Linked DNA regions of Homo sapiens: regions 1 and 2 are each linked to region 3. A link is a loop called in an ENCODE intact Hi-C map of the cell type or tissue named here. Cell type or tissue: PC-3. All regions are shown on one strand. Each heading gives the region's core, and the rest is flanking DNA. Links, peaks and the distances in the headings are about the cores only.

Region 1 (6,003 bases), core at 661-5,660, 350 kb before region 3:
AGCATGATGGACTCTCTGCTCTCAAGGACCAAGCCCCGGCCCGCTTGAAACCACATTTACATAGTCACAAACACTGGGATTACCGTGCATGCTTTAAGTGCTGTGGGAACTCATAGAAGATAAACATGGCAGGCAGACAGTGCTTATTAAACGCACAACGTTACGTAGTGAAGAAGCAATAAACAAAAATTTAGTATTTTTAAAATCAAATTTTATTTTGAAGTTTATTCTCAGTTGCTTTGGGACACAAGATCTGATCATGCCACTCTTACTTGCCTTTTGATTAAGTCCAAGGCCAACAAAATATCAGACTATCAATACATATTTGTTTAATGAATAGTTGGTGGATATTCATGCTCTAATTTCATAGAGAACAGGTATTACAAGATCTATAGCTTTAAAAAAAGAAACCTAATTCTAAAAATTAGAGGAAATGACTCAACTCTCATGAAAAATCTTTTGCAATTCTGATTTCTCAGTTATTAGATGAATTTTCATATCTTACATACTTCTTTATTAGTCTCAAACATTTGTATTTTTCTATTCCTCACTTCTTTCCTAAGAGATGTAGATACAATCAAGAGAAGTTCCAAATGCATGAGCTTGAACCAGTGGCTTACAATGCAGCTAAAGCTCTTGTCAATGAAGGCCAGGGTTCTTGTCAGTTTATCTCAAATTTCTACAAGGCTACTAAAATTAACCAGGGAGCTGTGTCTCCATTTTTATATTCTTATTGCCCCAGCCAAATTCTGATATAGCTAATTGCTTGTCCCCCACCCAAAATTCTCTTCTATTTTGGTTAACTCATATCTCTCTGCATGATCTAAGCTTCATAGGTACCCATACCCACTAGAGCTCTGGCCATTGGGCAAATGTACTGCATCCTAGAGATGGCAGTATATGTTAATAAAGAGCCTTTTTGAGACCCTTGAGAAGGAAATTCACTAGCAATTTACTAAGAATGAATGCGCTTTTGTTCTGGTAGGGCAGGCTTTGTGGAAATAAACAACCAAAGGAGAAAAGCAAAGGCTGTCTATTCTGAGCTTCCTATAGCAAGGGGGCTGGCCATTATCACTTGTGTTTTGGCAGAGACTTAAAGGCAGAAGAGTGGTAAATATTATAGTGGAGAAAAGGGAAGCTTCAGTTGTGCCCTAATTGGAAGCTGATAGCACGGAGATGTTATGAGCCAACCAGAAGTGGAGCACCCCTGGTGATTGGTTGGGGTGTATGCCTGGCCTTCTCTGGTTGGTCCTCAGTTGGAAGCAGAGACAAAAACTAGGGAAGCTTTCATTTATGAATCACGTCCTGGCCATCTGGGGCCAAATGTTGCACAAGTTCTGAATAGAGATGGCAATCTGTCTTTCTGTGAAACTAATAGCAGGCTTGCTTCCTGAGTTGCTTATTACAGGTAAGGAGTTGGTTTCCTGGGCAGGATGCTCAGGTTGTGGGTCAAAGTTCTGTTTTTATGCATTGTCTGACCATTGTCCATTTGCATATTCAGTCTCTCCATGGGGACATATGTGAGAGTTATAACGTAATAGAGCTCTGGTTCCAAATTATACTTTATTTTAAATTAGTTTTTAGTTAATTGTCATGAAACTAAATATAGCCAGGTAATTTTGAGAAAATTATCTATTATTAGTTTTTCTCCTTCTGGTACTACATCTATAAGCCATTTGTAGCAGTAGATACAAATTGTAAAGGAAATCATTGTGGAAATGTAAGAAGCAGGCAGTTAACCAAAGGGAAACATTGAACGTAGCTTAGTATCTCCTTGGACCTCTTTTCACTGGGACCTGAGGTGGTGGACACTTCTGGGTGTGTTTCTTGTAGGGAAGGTGTTATTGACTCTGGGTCTCAAGGCCTAGGGACCAATAGACCTGGGTGGAAAAAGAACATGGCTTGAAAGTAGAAAGAAATCTACCAGAAATTGGTAGAAAGGGAAGAAGAAAGAGCATCCAGTTAAAATTCCATAGGCTAAAATATACATGCACAATTGTATCCTCTAAACCACATTAAAAACAAGTTTTCAGGAATAGATTATTGAAGTAGCACTTTGTTCAACTTGCTAGACTCCTTCACTGAAATTGGTTGGGCACTACTATGAGCCTGGCACTGGAAATATCTCCATTCTTATTTGTTAACAGTAGTCTGTATGTAGCAACATGGACAGAAGAGTATTTCCCTCCACTAAGACAGCGAATTGCTTGTGGCTTACAAAGTTAGTATTTAAATGAAACTACTAACTCCCAGGAGGTATAAATGGTGAGATATTTCCCCTTAAGGAAAAAGCACTTTTTATGTTGCTTTTGCACAAGTGGTATGAAACCCAGTTATTTATTGGACACATTCCATGCACAAAGGGGTGGGTTTGGGTGCCTGGATAATGGATAGCATTTCCAGAAAGAAAGTTCAGAAGGAATTTCAAGAAGCCTTGTAATGAGGGATAGATACACTCACCTACAATGCAGGGGAGATGGTTGGTGCACCTGCTGACTGGGGTAAACTCGCAGGCTTGCCAGGGTATCCGTGGGGAGGGTGATATTTCCTTGGCACTGGAGAGTTATCATAACACATTTGGCAAGCCTTACATTTTCATTCATTAGGTTTCTTTCATTAGGTTGAAAGTTAGTGTACTGTCTGTGCCAATGCATGTTTAGACATTTATTTTTCTCTGTGCAAATGTTCCTACTATTGCACTCCACAGACAAGTGAGAGGAAATTTGACAAGCAATTTGTATTATGTCAGTTTTACCAAATCACACCCTTGTCCTCCCCTCTAATCACACAAAAGCCTCCAAAAGCCCATGAGGCATGACGTTCCAGGAGCTTAGGAGGTTATTGAGGCAGGTGAGAAGTATGGAATAGATATCAGGAGGCTTTAGCAAAAAGGATCCTCCCTTTAGCTCCTTGAAATGCCCATCCCTTGACTTTCAGAAGGTGACTTACCTTCCCCCATTTCCAGCAGTGACCTCGTCTTACCTCGGAATCTCTAGAGCAATAGCTTTCAACATGGGGCAATTTTGTCCCCCAGGAGATATTTAGCAATATCAGAAAACATTTTTTGTTGTCACAACTGGTGTGGATGGGAGGGTGCTACTGGCACCTAGTGGGTGGAGGCCAGAGCTGCTGCTGTCTGTCCTGCAGGCTATGGGACAGCCTCACAACACAGCATGGTCCAGCCCAAAATATCAACAGTGCCAAGCTGGAGGAACCCGGCTCCAGATCTTGTACAGACGTCTCTCAAGGAGACCTGGAAACCTGGCAAATTCTGTCTTTCTCCAAAAGAACTATTCCTTCCAATCTTTTTCAGTAGGCATAGATTATGTCTACACATATGTGAAAATCACAAGTCTAGTATGCAATCCAGCCAAATGACACTAGCTGGATATAGCACTGCTGTGACCCTCTACAAATCTGTGCTTGAGTTGCCATAGATGACTCTACCTGTCAGCTCAACACAGGGGCAGTGTGGGGCAGGGATGTTACATGGCTCAACTGTTTAAGTTATGCATCCATGGGGTGGATGGTTGCACCATTAGAGAATATTCCAGAAACTCTTCTGTGGCTAACGCTCTCTGAAACATTTCCTTCTCTCTGCACAGACCCTGCTGTTTCCCAGGCAACTAAATGCAGTACCTAAAAATATATGCATGCAAGATTTTTATGGGGAAATAAAACAATATCACATTAAATTTAGGACTAATATTTGAGATCATGTAAATCTCTGAAGGCAGCTACCCTCACTCAGGGAATAGCTTATGCTTCAGTCTTAGAAACTACCTTGGGATACCTGACTGTTTGCCATGGTTTGGTTTGGGTGGGGTCCTGTTTTATTTGTTCATGGCTAAGTAGATGCAGAGATTGGATGACACTTCATTCAGGGCAGTGTTTGTAGAACATGGACCTTGATCCAGGCCAGTTCCAGGTTCTGGGAGCTCAGGTGATAAAGAGCCTGTATTTCCTTGCCTCAAGGAGGGTACTGAAGTGAATGGACCCTTGTGCTGTGCTAGAGGAATGCCAGGATTTGGGGATGGTGAAGCGGCCAGCAGAAGCAGCTTTGGGAGGAGCGATTTAGGAAAGCCTCCCTAAATGGTGGAACCCCTGAATTGAGCCCGGAGAAGTTGAAGTTAACCAGACAAAGGAGCAAACAATGCAGGAAGCGAAAACAACAGGACTTAAACCTGAGAGTCCCATCTCCTGGAGCATATTTACAAAATTACAAGCAGGGTCACCTGCTAGGAACACAGCAGCTCCCCAGCCCTGCAGGGGTCCTGTTGGCCAGTCCCAAGAGCTGGTATTTTACCTGGTAAGCAAGAGGGAGCTAGCGACATGACATGGTCAACAGAAAAAATGGCACTCACAGTCTTGTGCCCCCAGCCTACTTCTGCTAGGATTGAAGTATGTGATTTGTATTTATTAGGGTGACGCTGGACCTATACCAGAGCAGCAAGCAATGGAATACACTGATCTTTCTATGTTTTTATTGACCTGCTGATAAACGAAAGTCACGGCACATATGTATGCATGTATCTGTGCATCTGTGTGTATGTAGACATGGAGCCATACTCTTTATACCCCTAAATATACACATATCCTGTCCCTCTCTCCGTCCCTTCCCTAGCCAGCACACCCCTTGGTGGATAATTGTGTCTCTTTGGTTTAAACTCAGACCCCAAAACAATGCCTTTTACGTGGGAAAACAATACAAAAGGCATTTTTGCCATCGCTGTTGGTGGGGAACTGTATGTGATGTGATTGGGTCCCTGCGTTCCTGTAGAACCAGTTGCCCAGTCCCGCTTCCTGTGACATCATCCTCCTGGACAGGCAGAGGTGTGTACTGGCAGCTTTCCCTGCTTTCTGAAGCAGCCGGAGTGCCATGTGCAAGTAATCTTTCATTTCCAAGATGAAGAGCCTGTGTGCACACTCATCTCTCTGAGAGAAGCATGGCTTTCACAGAGGCACTCACGGTCATGAAACTCAGCTCATTAACCCTCCGGAAATTCATGAGGAGGCTCTGCTGAGAAGAGTCACTGATGACAGAATTTTAAACTTTATTTTCTGTCCCCAATAATGTTGGTGATTATGCCCATGAAAACGCATGGGCTTTCTGTGGCTGTCAAGGACTTTCTAGAGAAATTGGTCTTGAGCTTGCCATTTCGTCAGTGCTGGCTCTGTGCTTTGTTAACTCCAGGGAGCTTGAAGCCTGTTTTTTTGTTGTTGTTTGTTTTGTTTTGTTTTGTTTTGTTTTAACAGATTTGGACAAAACAGAATCCAGTGGTAGTGACAGTGATGATGGCAGCCAATGTGATTAACTGAAGCATCATTTTTATTTATTTTATTTATTTGCTTTTGCTTATTTGGTCTTAAATACCAAGTTGAGATATCATTCAATGAGATTTCAGACAGCGTTAAAAGTGAAATGGCAAATTCCGTGGGATTCCATATGACTGATGAGACATGATTATTTGTCAAATAAAGCAAAATAGAACTGTTCTTTGTGGTCTCTTCTTCAAAGTAGCAGCTCTGAAACGTACCTAAACCCAAAAGTCAAGCAGTGTGTTGGTTTAATAGGGTTCCTATAACAAAGTGCCCCTAACTGCATGGGTTAAATGTGCTGGAGGCAGGAAGTTTCAGATTAGCGTGTCACAGGGTCGATTGCCTTGGAAGGCTGTGAGGGACAATCTGTCCTAGGCTGCCGCCCTCGCTTCTGCTGATTTGCTGTCAATAGATGGCGTTCCTTGGCTTGTAGAAGCATCGCCTCAATCTCTGCTTCATCTTCACATGGTGCTTTCCTTGTGTGCATCTATCTCTGGATCCAAATTTCCCCTTTCTGTAAGGATCTCTGTCATATTGGATTAGGAGCCCACCCCACTCCAGTATGACCTCTTAACTAATTACATCAGCAATGACCCTGTTGCTACATAAGGCCGCATTCTGAGGGACTGGGGGTTAGGATATCAACATAAGAATTTTGGTGAGGGGGTAACAATTCAACCCAGA
Region 2 (6,003 bases), core at 661-5,660, 490 kb before region 3:
GGGAATGCCCAGAAGAAGAATCTCTGTGAAGTGGTTTCCTAAAATAGGAGCCTGTATCATGAGGCCTGTAATCCCAGAGAAGTCAGGAAATGGGACTGCTTAGAAGGTGACCTTCTTGTCTTCCTTCTTTCTTCTCCAGTTCACAATAGATGCCTGAGCAGCACTACAAGGTTGCTCAGTCAGGGTAGACAAGAGCATATGGAAATGATGTAGATGTGAGCTCTGTTCTCCAGGAGCAGTCCACTGAGTTAGGGAGAGGGAGATAGAGAACTGTTCTATAAGAAAAGCATGGAGAGAGGGCCAGAGGAGCTTAGAGGAGGAAAGAGAAACTTCAGTTGAAGAGATCAAGGAAGACTTTATGAAGAAAGCAACATTTGAAATGGGTTTTAAAGATGCATATGGGTTTGGCGTGCAGGTAATGGGAGCAGGAGAATAAAACATGGGCCACGAAGGTTACAGGGGCAAACTCTCTTTGCATGCTTCTTTAATAAGAATGGATTGAGAACTGAGTCATCCGTGTGCATGCAGGGGTGGGCATGTGTGTTCTTGCACACCTGCTCAGACTAAGGCACAAGCACTCCTGCGCAAAGCAGCTTCCTTCTGCATATCTGCTTGCCACTCTCCTTGCATTGAGTCCGAGTGCTGCGGGTTCAAACAGTCTGGTCTTCTCCTTCCATCCATATTTGCCTTTTAATCTACAATTCTTCTAGAAGTTAAGGGCCTTTGGGTGGAAGGAATAATGAGGAACGTGCTTGATAAGTTTCTACATAACTTGATTCACTTCACACAAAAATTGCTAGGGACACACCCAGAGTCAGCTGTGTCCTCGTTGATGAGACAAAATAATTCCACAGACTATTAATTCACAATAGTGAACAAGGATTAATCTACTATGCAAATGACAGTCGGCCAACTTAAAAGTTAGGACATATTTTCAGGCAATTTAAAAACCATGGAACCTTGAGCATAAAAGCATTCAGTACTTCAAGTACAGCAGTCTATAGCAAACACAGTTAGCACTTAAAATTATGATACATATTAGTTAAAAGAGCTGCTTGCCCTACATAGTATTTGGCTTTCATGCATGTTGGATTTTTTTTTGAGAAAATGGATTTTAATTCATAAGTGCAATTCTGTTTTCAAGTGGCATACCTGCTCTGTTCACAAATTTATTTTCTGAGGCTTATCTGTGCAGTTAATTAAAAGCAAACATAAACATGCGCTCTTATCTGGTTTCCAGATATACTTAACAGTGAACCACATTTGCATTCACAGGTATCAGTAGAAAAAAGGCTACTTTCATTTCTCACATTTTATGTCAAATGATTCTTTTTAGATTAGAAAGAACCATCCCCCATCCTTTATTCTTAAAAATTATTCCCCTCCATCGTTAGTGAGAGGCAGTAATATGCATGGAAATCTAAGACTGCGAGATACTGATTTCAAAGCATTCAGAAACACTTTTATTAACCAAAAGAAGTCTTGGACATTAACTTTAGCGGTTTTTGTTATGTTTCAGTCTTTGCCTTTTAAGTGAGTTTGCAGTTTTGAAGCAGATGTTTAATTTTATATTGGTTCTACGCATGCTTGTGGTAATGAAAGAAAAGAGTTTGAGAGAAAGAGAAAGAGGGAGGGACAGAGAGAGACAGCATGAGCGAGTGAGAAAGAGAGAGAGTACACAAAACTAGGCCAGGCGCGGTGGCTCAAGCCTGTAATCCCAGCACTTTGGGAGGCCGAGGCAATTGGATCACTTGAGGTCAGGGGTTCGAGACCAGCCTGGCCAACATGATAAAACCCTGTCTCTACTAAAAATACAAAAAATTAGCCAGGCACGGTGGCAGGCACCTGTAATCTCAGCTAGTCAGGAGGCTGAGGCAGGAGAATCACTTGAACCCAGGAGGCGGAGGTTGCAGTGAGCTGAGATTGCACCACTGCACTCTAGCCTGGGCAACAGGAGCAAAACTTGGTCTCAAAAAAAAAAAAACCAAAAAAAAAAGAAACTAAATTGATTTGCTCTTCTTTAGCAGTGGGGCCTTAGCTGCTGGGTATCTGTACCCGCTAGCTGGAGAGTGTCGATGCCATCCTCTCTACTTTTGACCTTGGGGCATTTTCTGATCTGTGTAATCACTTATGCACAGCCAATCACGTGCATCCTTTATTAAGGACACGTATGGGTGGAGGGGCATGTTAATATGCCTTACTTTCCATGCCTTTTTCAGGAGACTTCCTAAGGCTTCGTTAAATTAACAGGAGATAGAAATTTGTATTTAACATACAGTTGTAGTTATGAGATGAACATGGATCATTTAGGATTTTCAAGCAGTCTATCAATTTAATAATTTTCTGCAAAACTGCCCTTGCTATTAACTTAGTTATTGAAGTGTATAAACACAGATGTGAAATTTTTTTGTCATGTATAAACTTCACATTGAGCATGGCTAGGTATTTATAATTTGAATCTAATGAAAATGGGATTGAAAAGAAGGAAATGATCAGGTGATCTCAGAAGGGCAACTCTCCCAAAAGCAAACACTATGTCTGATTAGATAAGCCACATGCTTAGTGAATGGAAAGGAATATCTCTAAAATTTGCTGATCCAAACTCCAAATACCAGGATCTTACTAAAATTCCCTTTACCTCCAGGGGGCTCCCTCACCATCTCTAGGTAGCTTTCCTAAAGCTGCTTGCCATTAGGGCTGCAGTGTAATGAAACACAATCTGAGTTGCTATGGAAACAGCTATATCTATGCAAATTACCTTTTAAAAAATCATTAGGCCACAGAAAGTCTGTCAGTCATATGAAATTTGCAAGGACAACAGCCCACAGCTACCCTTGGCATTGCTTCTCCCCATTGACTGTTGCCAGTTTCTTTTGCTGTATCTCTTTTATACAAAGATAGTATTACCCAATCCTTGGGGGACATGGCTAGTAGTAAGAGTTGCGGGTGGGAAGTTGAGGGCGGGAAGTTGAGGGCAATCACCTGCAATTAAGAGTTTTGAAGCCATCGTGGGCAGTGGAAAAGCTACCTAGACATGGATGGGGGAAGAGAGAGGTTGAAGTTGAGGCAAATTTACTTAAAACCAAGTGTCTCACATCCATCCCTCTCCTCCAAAAACTAAGTCACTAACTTTACTTGCACACACAGACATATATATACAGGTGTGCACACTCTTAGATGTGCACACGAAGGTGGGTGCATGCAAACATACCTGTGCAATGTAGGCATACCCACACAGACCAGCACATGCAGGCATGAACATACATGCCCGGGTGTGTGCATGCACACACTACACACGTACACACCACACACATATACCACACACACACTACACACACACCCACACACACATACCCCACACACACCACACGCCCACTCACACCACACACACACCCCATCCACACACACACACCCCATCCACACACACACCACACACACACTCCATCCACACACACCCCACACATACCACACACACCACACACACCCCCCACACACACCCCACACACACCACACATACATCACACACGCCACACACACCCACACACCACACACATACTACACACACACCACACACATACTACACAGATACCACGCACCCCCCCACACACACACCACACACATAGCCTCCACACACACCACACATACACACCACACACATCCATGCACACACGCCACACATAACACACACACACATCCACACACACATGCCACACATACACACACACACCACACGCATTCACCACACACACACCACACAGACACACACACAGACACACACACACACACATACACACATCCACACACACATGCCACACATAACACACACACACACCACACGCATACACCACACACACACCACACAGACACACACACAGACACACACACACACATACACACGGAGCCTCCTGGGTTTTTGGCTATCACACAGCCCTCCCTACCATCCTGCTCTACCAGACGCAGTTCCACACTGGAAGCACTACTATCCCCGACTTCTTTGTGTATCTGTTCTATACACTGGGCTTGGCAGAAGCTTCCACAGTGCTTTTAGAGCTTGCAGTTCTCTCAGCTGGTCACCATGGCTCCCCGGGGCACAGCCTGTGTGCTCTGCTGGTTGTCGCCATCTCACCTGCTGCTTCCCGGGCAAAGTGGCCCCACATGTGTCTACCCTGAGCCCCCAGGAGACTGCAGCTATGAGGTAGTAGGTAAGCCAGAGAGAAAGAATGGCTCACTGCCCCTTGCATTACAATTTGTACTAGAATCCCTGAAGAGCACTTCTTATACCCCAGGCATTACAGAAAGAGCTTTTCCCACCTTAGCCTCTTTCCCGGGAATTGAGACTTGCCTCTCTGTTGCTGGGCTAAGGGCGAGTCAAATAATGGCTCCCACTCCAGTCATTGGGTCCACCCTCCCCGCCACTGCACCCTGCTCCTGGTACCCGCTGGCTGGTTTGCATTCACATCAGTTCCCTCCTAGGAGCTTTTCCTGCCCCACCAGTCAGCCTCTGCCCAGCCTGCCTAACCTGCCCAAACACATCCCAGACCTCAAGTGCACAGACTTGGTTCTTCCCCAGAACCTCCGGGCCCACATACTAGTAGACTCTGTCAGCTCCACATCCTCAGGCAACCGGGAGTGCTCAGCCCTGTCTGAACTCTGAAGAGGACAGAGACATCAACTCAGATGGGAGCCAGCATCCCTGCTACATGGGAACTCTTTATAGGAGTTGCCAGTTGGCATCGTTAGGAGTGATGTATTTCAGTTTGGTTCTCTAAAGAGCCAGATCACATTTTCACTGTTTTCTACGAGGTAGCAGGATCTAGAGTGTGTTGCTCAGCTAAGCCCTAGGGCAAATATGGAAAAGAGATCAGTGTTACAGACCCTGTCCCCAGCAGGATAAGTGAGGTCCTTCTTCACTCTACATCCTGCCTTGGGGGTCAGGGACATGAACAGAGGAGCCCATCTGCTTGCAGGGACCATGATGCTGAGACTCTACAATATGTGAGGCACATAAGCCTTGCTTGTGCTTTCAGTGTGTGAAACTTAAAAGTGAGTTCTCAACCAATCGCTATTATGTTTCTTTCTTTAAATGCTTTAAATATTAACCTAGGACTCTGCTTCCAAAATAACATATTACATTTAAGGCCACATGACCCTTGTATTAGTCTGTTTTCACACTGCTATAAAGAACTTCCTGAGACTGGGTAATTTATAAAGGAAAGAAGTTTAATTAACTCACAGTTCCACATGGCTGAGTAGTCCTCAGGAAACTTACAATCGTAGCGGAAGGCCAAAAGGAAGCATAGTGGAGGAGAGAGAGAGAGAGCGATGCGGGGGAAGTGCCCCACTTTAAAACCACTGGATCTCATGAGAATTCACTCACTATCACAAGAACAGCATGGGGGAAACCACCCCCCATGATGCAGTCACCTCCCACCAGGTCCCTCCCTCAACACATGGGGCTTACAATTCGAGATGAGATTTGGGTGGGGACCCAGAGCAAACCATATCAACCCTGTTTTTATTGCTAGTTACAGAATTAGTGCTCTAGCCTCAGCGATCCCTCAATGAAGGTCATTGCTGTGAGTTATTTCTTCAATGAGCAGAGCCTTTAGTTTATTATTTCCAGCAAATAAAATGTGTGTCATTGTTATCCCCATGTTAGGTTGAGAAGGAAATATTAAAAGGTTAATGTAATAAGCACCAAACCAAAAGTTCTTCCATGTTTACGCAGCATCATTTTGGAATACAAATACCTGCTTTCTCCAAGCCAATTACATATTTTTTTAAATATTATATAATATCCAGGGTTATCTATTCTGAGAGTCATTTAAGCCTTTAATAAGAGGGTTGAGGTGTCAATAGGTCCTCAGCCCTCAAATTTACTAACTTTTAGAAGTGGAGGTCAGAAAATGATTTTTTAAAACCATATCTCTTATAACAAATATATCTCCTATCTCCTTTGTGAAGATAACTAAAAATGGAGACATTATAGAATGTCAGGGTTAG
Region 3 (6,003 bases), core at 635-5,634:
CTGCCCTGCTGCGCTCCCATTGTATTCTAATACTCGGCGGTGTTTGCTATAAACGTGGGTGAAGGTAGGGTTGTTGGGTTGAACGTAAGTTATCCCAACTCACTAGCTGGTTTTGGAAAGTAAGCAGAATTGGTTGTGAGTTTAGTTTTCTGTCTACTTGACCTTGCTCTCTTTTTTTTTTTTTTTTTTTTTTTTTGCTAAGTCTGGAAAAGGCCCAAGTGCTTGGTATGATCTGAGGAAGGGCCTTAGGAGGGTCCCCAGAGCTAGCATTTCCAGTCAGGTAGCAGTTGAATTTGCAGATCCAGAGACCACTGAGGACACTTACTGCATCAGCCTGGCTGGCTGGTGAGTAGCTGTGCTCTCAGCTCACCAACTCCCTCCCTTGCTGTGTGTGGGAAAGGTGGACTAAGGACATAATTCCTGGTGAATTCAGGAATTCAGAAAGCCCTTGTCCATCATGCAGTGTCCCTGACCTGAGTCCACACTGTGCGTGGTTCTCACAGGCCAGGCTTTGATTCTTGCTAGATGCGTAGCTCTGTGACTTTCCAGCCAGACACCTGGCTGGAAAGTATCCTCAGTGCAAGTTAACTCTGGCATCTCTCTAATTCTGTTGCTGGGTTCGACACAAAAACATCCTAGTGACAGCTGGTCCCATTTAAGGTCAGCCACCTGTGCTTCCGGAGATGGAAGTAGACTCAGACCAGATGAGTTTTTTGGTGTCTGTATTGGATTAATGTGTACTTCTTTCTAATAGGAATTCCAATGACAGTTGTCTTGTTGGATTTTTTTCTACCTACATGATCATTTTCCTTTTTAGAGCCACCATAGTTTTATCCTATTTAAAATACTTTGTACTTTGAACCATGGACACCCACCTCCCAAAAATTAAACCATTTATAACATGACCCTTGAGCCTGAAGATTGCATTTCAAAATATAGACAATAAATAGAGTGATTTTTAAAGCACCTGTCTAATCAGCATTAAGCAGTCACCAGCACCTCCCCATAATTGAAATTCCAAAGAGTGACTCTAAAGCGTGGACGTGTTCAGAATCAAAGATGGAACGGTTTTTAGGGTAAATGTTACATACTGAAATCAAGCAACATGTAAAGTTTTTAATACATAGATGATCGTTATACAGACTAATAATCATACCAATTGTCCTCAGGCCCTGCTGGACAGCCGCGCATCTGTCTTGTAACGAGCTAACCATGTAATAAAGCACGGTGAGCAGGCACTTCCTAGGGCAGTGCCAGGAGCCTTTCTGAATACTGCAAAGGACTATGTCCAATGCCTGATCTAGCGTCTTTAGAGATGGCCCACCTACAGCCAAGGTCTCCCAACAATGTAGCTTTAGAGCTAAGCCTAGGCGGGCTTCCCCCCAGTATGTTCCACATTGCCATGTAGTTAAACATGCACCCTTTTTTTTAAGTTTGCCCCTTGCCCTTAATGATAACCTACATTCTTCCTAAAAGTTACCTTCTCTGGAACATTTCATTAAGGAAAGGAAGCAGTCATTTTTGCTGCTTTATACTGTTTGAATTGTTCAGGCTGCTGGCAGTGGAGGTGGACAGGGATTCCCACTCTTTGGTGCTGGGGGAACCTTTTCTCATAGTAATGCCCTGAAACCCTGCGCCATGGCACAGCGCAATGCTTAGAACAAAGGAGTGAGGAAACTCAAGGTGGGCCCGCTGGCATTCTTCAAAGAAGCCCTGAGAAACTCTGAAATTCCCCAGTCTTGAAAGAAATGAGAGAGAGAGAAAGGAAGTGTTATGCTTTAGAAGACAAAAAGCAATTTCTAGACTGTCTTTACATAGGAAACTAATTCATTACTTATTGCCACTAAACATGAGCTTGTCAGTGGAGGCCTATTCCAAGCACAGTGAATACATTATTTTCTTTAAACTCCCTATTCTACAAAGTAGGAATCATTCCCATCTTACAGATGGACACTGAGGCTTTGAGAGGCTGCTCATCTGAACTGAGATTCAACCCCAGAACCATCTATTTCCTAAGCCCAAGCCCTCAAACGTGCCATGACACTGCTTTTGTCTGTGGTTCTGAATCGCCTATGACTCCTGTGGAGATGGCAGCAGAATGTCTGGGATTTCTACACCAGGCTGAAGCCTCCCCCCCGCCACACCCCCTATTCCCTGGCTCACTTTCAGGAAGTGGTGCCTGGGCTGTGCCCCTCAGATGTGGTCGCTTCTGTATATGTGATGAATTTTGAGACTCTCAGTGGCCCAGGACCATCACTACGTATTAAATCCATAAGATGTGAGAAGGGTAATTAACACTTCCTGTTGTTATTTCCCCTTCTTTGCATCCAGGGAAAGGGGTACAATAGGGAAGAGCAGGAGGAGGGGGAGGGAAGATCCACACGCCAGAAACTGAAGTGGTCTGGAATGGGAAGAGTGCTGGGCACACAGGAGCTTTCTGGAGCTGTGTCTAGAGGGAAAATGAAGGTTCCCTCCTGTTTAAACCAGACTCCCAGTCTGTGGCTTTCACACTACATGCAGAGTGTGGAACACGTCATCTACTGATGAGCCCTATTCACCCAACACACTCAGAACTTGGGGGTTTAGCCTTTCCTAACTAAAAAAAAAAAAAAATCTCTGTGAAGTTTTGACATCTGGATCAACAATTAGCCAAATATCTGTGGGTGGAATGCTACCTGGAGAGAAATATTTCAGAACCCCCAAATGAGAGCATCCTTCCCACACAGACCCAGACCTGGCCCAGACCCAGAAGAACAGGTTGAGATGAAGTTTTGTCCTGAAATCACAGTGTCCTGGAAGCAGTAGTTCTGAGGAAGGGGCAGATTGCCGTCCCAGCCTCTTCACTGAAGGATTTGAAGGCTGATTCCAGTTGTATGAAAACAGCATCTCACTGCAAAGAAGGTGCTGTTAGACCAATGTGAACATGAGCTCAAGCATTCTCACCTAGAAAAGCACCTCTGGTTGTGCCCTTTTGAAAAATGTTATAAATTTCTTATGCCAAATTTAGAAGGAATTAGGTTCCAGATTATTTTCTCTCGGGTTTAGAATTGTGTTTACGACACTGAAGTTGAGTTTTATATGCCTTTGGTCAGACTCGTGACAATTAGCCACTCCTGGGGAGAAGGGGCACCCTCGTGCCCAGGTGCCAGCAGCCCTCGCCCGCAGTGCCTGGCCGGCTTCCATTTCTCCTTGAGGTGGCTGAGCTGGCCGGAGCGTTCGCGGGCTGAGAGGACCAGCAGTGCCATCTTGTGGAAATGTTGTCAGTGCTGAAGCCAGGCTGAAGGAGGGAGACAGCCTCGACTGTCACACTCTGAAGAATGATGTTATCCAGAAATGTCTGGGTGCAATCGAGTGAGACGTTTCCCTCTGCTCACCAGCCATGCTAATTATTATTTTGCTGTCCAGAAAATTAATAGCCCAAATAAATTAAGACCAAGCCAAGAAGGTATTTCAAGAACTAAAAATGGCAGGAACGGATTTGTTTTCCATCGACTTACTGGGAAATGTTTAAAAAGTCACCCCAGCTGGGAATATATTTTCTGTAAACTCTGGAAGCACAAAGCTATGGATTCTGAGCAGAGTCAAAACAAGAGTTTTGGAATTTGCTTCTAGGCTGCCCTGCAGGCTCTGTGCTTTCCTGAGGAGACTGCTTTTCCCGGTCAATGAGCGCATGTGCTGGGCCACAACCTATGTCACCCCCTTCATCAGTGCATGAGAAGAGCCCCCAGCCCCATTCACTTTGTATGGGCAGAAGCTGATCGAGGGTACCCTGTCCTCCCACTGCAGTGCTCTAGTGTCGTGTCCTCTCTGTTACACAAGTGCTAAGCACACACTGTGACTACCTTTCATCAGCACACAGTGGGTGAGGCCCAAGGGCCTCTTCTTCTGCACTGACAGAGGGTTTGATTTGAGGTGCGGCCCAGTTCTCAAGGTCATTACCCTGGAAAAGCAGTCTCTTTGCCCACCCTCCTCAGGAAAGCACAGAGCCCGCCAGGCAGCCTAGAAGCAAATTTGGAAACTGTGTTTCGACCCTGTTTAGAATCTGTTGCTTTCTGCTGTGTGTATGTGCGTGTGTGTGTGTGTGTGTGTGTATGCACATATATAGAGTCACCTAAGAAGGTAGGGTCTGTTGCTGTCCAGTTTTATAGACAAGGAAACTAAGCCTCAGAAAAGTCAACCACCAGCTCACCAGCTTGTCCCTGGCAGAGTCAGGATTTGAACCCGGATCATCCAACACTCTAGCCCACACTCATGGTGTCCATTTGCCACGGTCCCTCCTTTGCGTGGTTCTGAATCGTCTCTGGCCCTGTCGGCTGCCTCGAATCTGTTAAATGGTTTGAAGCCTCCCCTGCATTTTGTTCCCGAGACTGAGGAACAGAGTCGTCTGAGATGGTGGAGATCTCAGACGACCCGACTGAAGAGCACAGCCCTTGCGCTTCCTCCCGGGCTCCACCCCCAGGACCCCAAGCAAGGTTCCAGCCTCTCTGAGGCACCATTTCTTCCTCCGTAAAATAGAACATCACCTGCCGAAGGAACTCAGATGAGCTAATGATTTATGTGGAAGTGCTTTGTATGCTAGTTAAATGCTAGAGACATAAGTGATCATTTTTCAGGAAAAAAAATCCACTATCAAGTCAGAAAGTAAATCTTTAGGTAGATTTGAATATATTGTACTGTCTGGTTGAATAAAGGACCCTCAGGTTACATTTAGATTGCTTACCTTAAAACTCTGCATCTCTAAATCATATACAGAAGACAAGCTAAAACTCTGCTTTAAAATGAGGGGACTGGGCTTGGAGCCAAGATTACATGCACTATACAGCCCTCGTTCCAAGTCTGGTTCCCAGCACTTATTACTGTGCAACCCTTGGGCAAATGACTGGTCCTTTCTGATTTACCATTCCAATCTGTGAAATGGACAGTTCCTGCCTCACAGGACCAAGAGAGTTAGATACAGCACTTCTAAGGGGAGCGCCTAACTCAGCACCTGGTCCATAGTACATAGTGGTGATTGATAAACAGTAGCTTTTATCAACCTGAGATCATTTCTATCCTTTAGGGAAAATAGAGCACCAGTGGCTTATTAAAGGCCATGTGTCCCTGCCTTCTGTGTACATGCTTCCTGCTGATAGAGTACATTTACATGAAAAGGAGACAGCATTTGCAGAGGATAACTTGAGTAGACTTCCATGAACCCAGGTCAAAACTAACATGAAAATGATTCTGTTACGTACAACTCTCCAGTAATGCCTTTGCTGCCATTTTGATTACTTTCAGTGGGATCAGAGATTTGACCAGATTCCCAGTTTCACTACTACTACGCACGTGTGTGTGTGTGTGTGTGTGTGTGTGTGCGTGTGCATGTTTCTCCCCATCCCAGAATTCACCTTCGTGGTAACTAAGCTGACCCTAATCCCTACCAGGATGCTTGGGAAGGAAGAGGCTGACCAGTCAGATGCACATCGGACCCTCCCTGTTGCACAGAATCCTATTTTGGGGTGAAGAAGGGCACTGCATTTTTCTAAGAGTGCAGAAGCTCTCCAGGGTTAAGGGAAGAAGGGTAAGGACCCCACAAAACTAGCTGTGGTGAGCCAGGCTGGAGCAGGGCAGCAGATACAAATTACTTTGTTCACAAGTTGCCTGTCAGTAGCAGTCCTATTTGAAGATTACTAGCAATCGGTCCTTTTGGGGAGCCCGGATTCATTTCCTGGCTGACCTGCTCTCTGTAGCCCAGGGGAAAGTATTATTGCAATATCGGTGTCCTGTGGGGACTGAGTAGGTACATGTGGGGTGTCGCGTACAGTTCTAGGCAAAACTCTAGAAACCGCACTGGAATGCAGTTGGGAGAATAGCTGAGAGAGTGAAGGAATTTGAAATCATGCCTTTGAGTCTGGGAAAGGGATGTTCTGGGGGCTTGTGGTAGCCTTCTTCAAATACCAAAGGACTGTCCTGTGGAAGAGCGTTAGACTTGGGATGGGCGCTGGACTAAGTGCAGGGAGACAG

Evidence for each region. A loop is a pair of places that touch in the nucleus more often than their neighbours do. Peaks named below come from ENCODE experiments on the same cell type or tissue, not always from the same donor. Only the 100,000 strongest peaks of a DNase experiment are listed, where the experiment ranks them.
Region 1: it touches region 3 in a loop (5-fold over the local background); 8 of 110 quality-filtered maps call a loop at or near these places.
Region 2: it touches region 3 in a loop (20-fold over the local background); 38 of 110 quality-filtered maps call a loop at or near these places.

The regions. Positions count from the first base shown.
Region 1 is chr5:11,046,073-11,052,075 of GRCh38, reverse strand. All of the region lies in intron 16 of CTNND2 (catenin delta 2), which reads left to right. Among named protein-coding and RNA genes, the nearest start is that of CTD-2154B17.1, 260 kb to the right of the region's middle. In PC-3, for the core only: CTCF peaks have their summits at 2,890 and 3,092 (motif pointing left); DNase peaks (open chromatin) are centred at 1,325 and 4,815; H3K27ac peaks cover 1,098 bases.
Region 2 is chr5:11,179,543-11,185,545 of GRCh38, reverse strand. All of the region lies in intron 11 of CTNND2 (catenin delta 2), which reads left to right. Among named protein-coding and RNA genes, the nearest start is that of CTD-2154B17.1, 400 kb to the right of the region's middle. In PC-3, for the core only: CTCF peaks have their summits at 2,459 and 2,662 (motif pointing right); a DNase peak (open chromatin) is centred at 2,655.
Region 3 is chr5:10,692,476-10,698,478 of GRCh38, reverse strand. All of the region lies in intron 2 of DAP (death associated protein), which reads left to right. Among named protein-coding and RNA genes, the nearest start is that of DAP-DT, 66 kb to the left of the region's middle. RefSeq lists a silencer at 3,132-3,191. In PC-3, for the core only: a CTCF peak has its summit at 3,256 (motif pointing left); a DNase peak (open chromatin) is centred at 3,218; H3K27ac peaks cover 1,952 bases.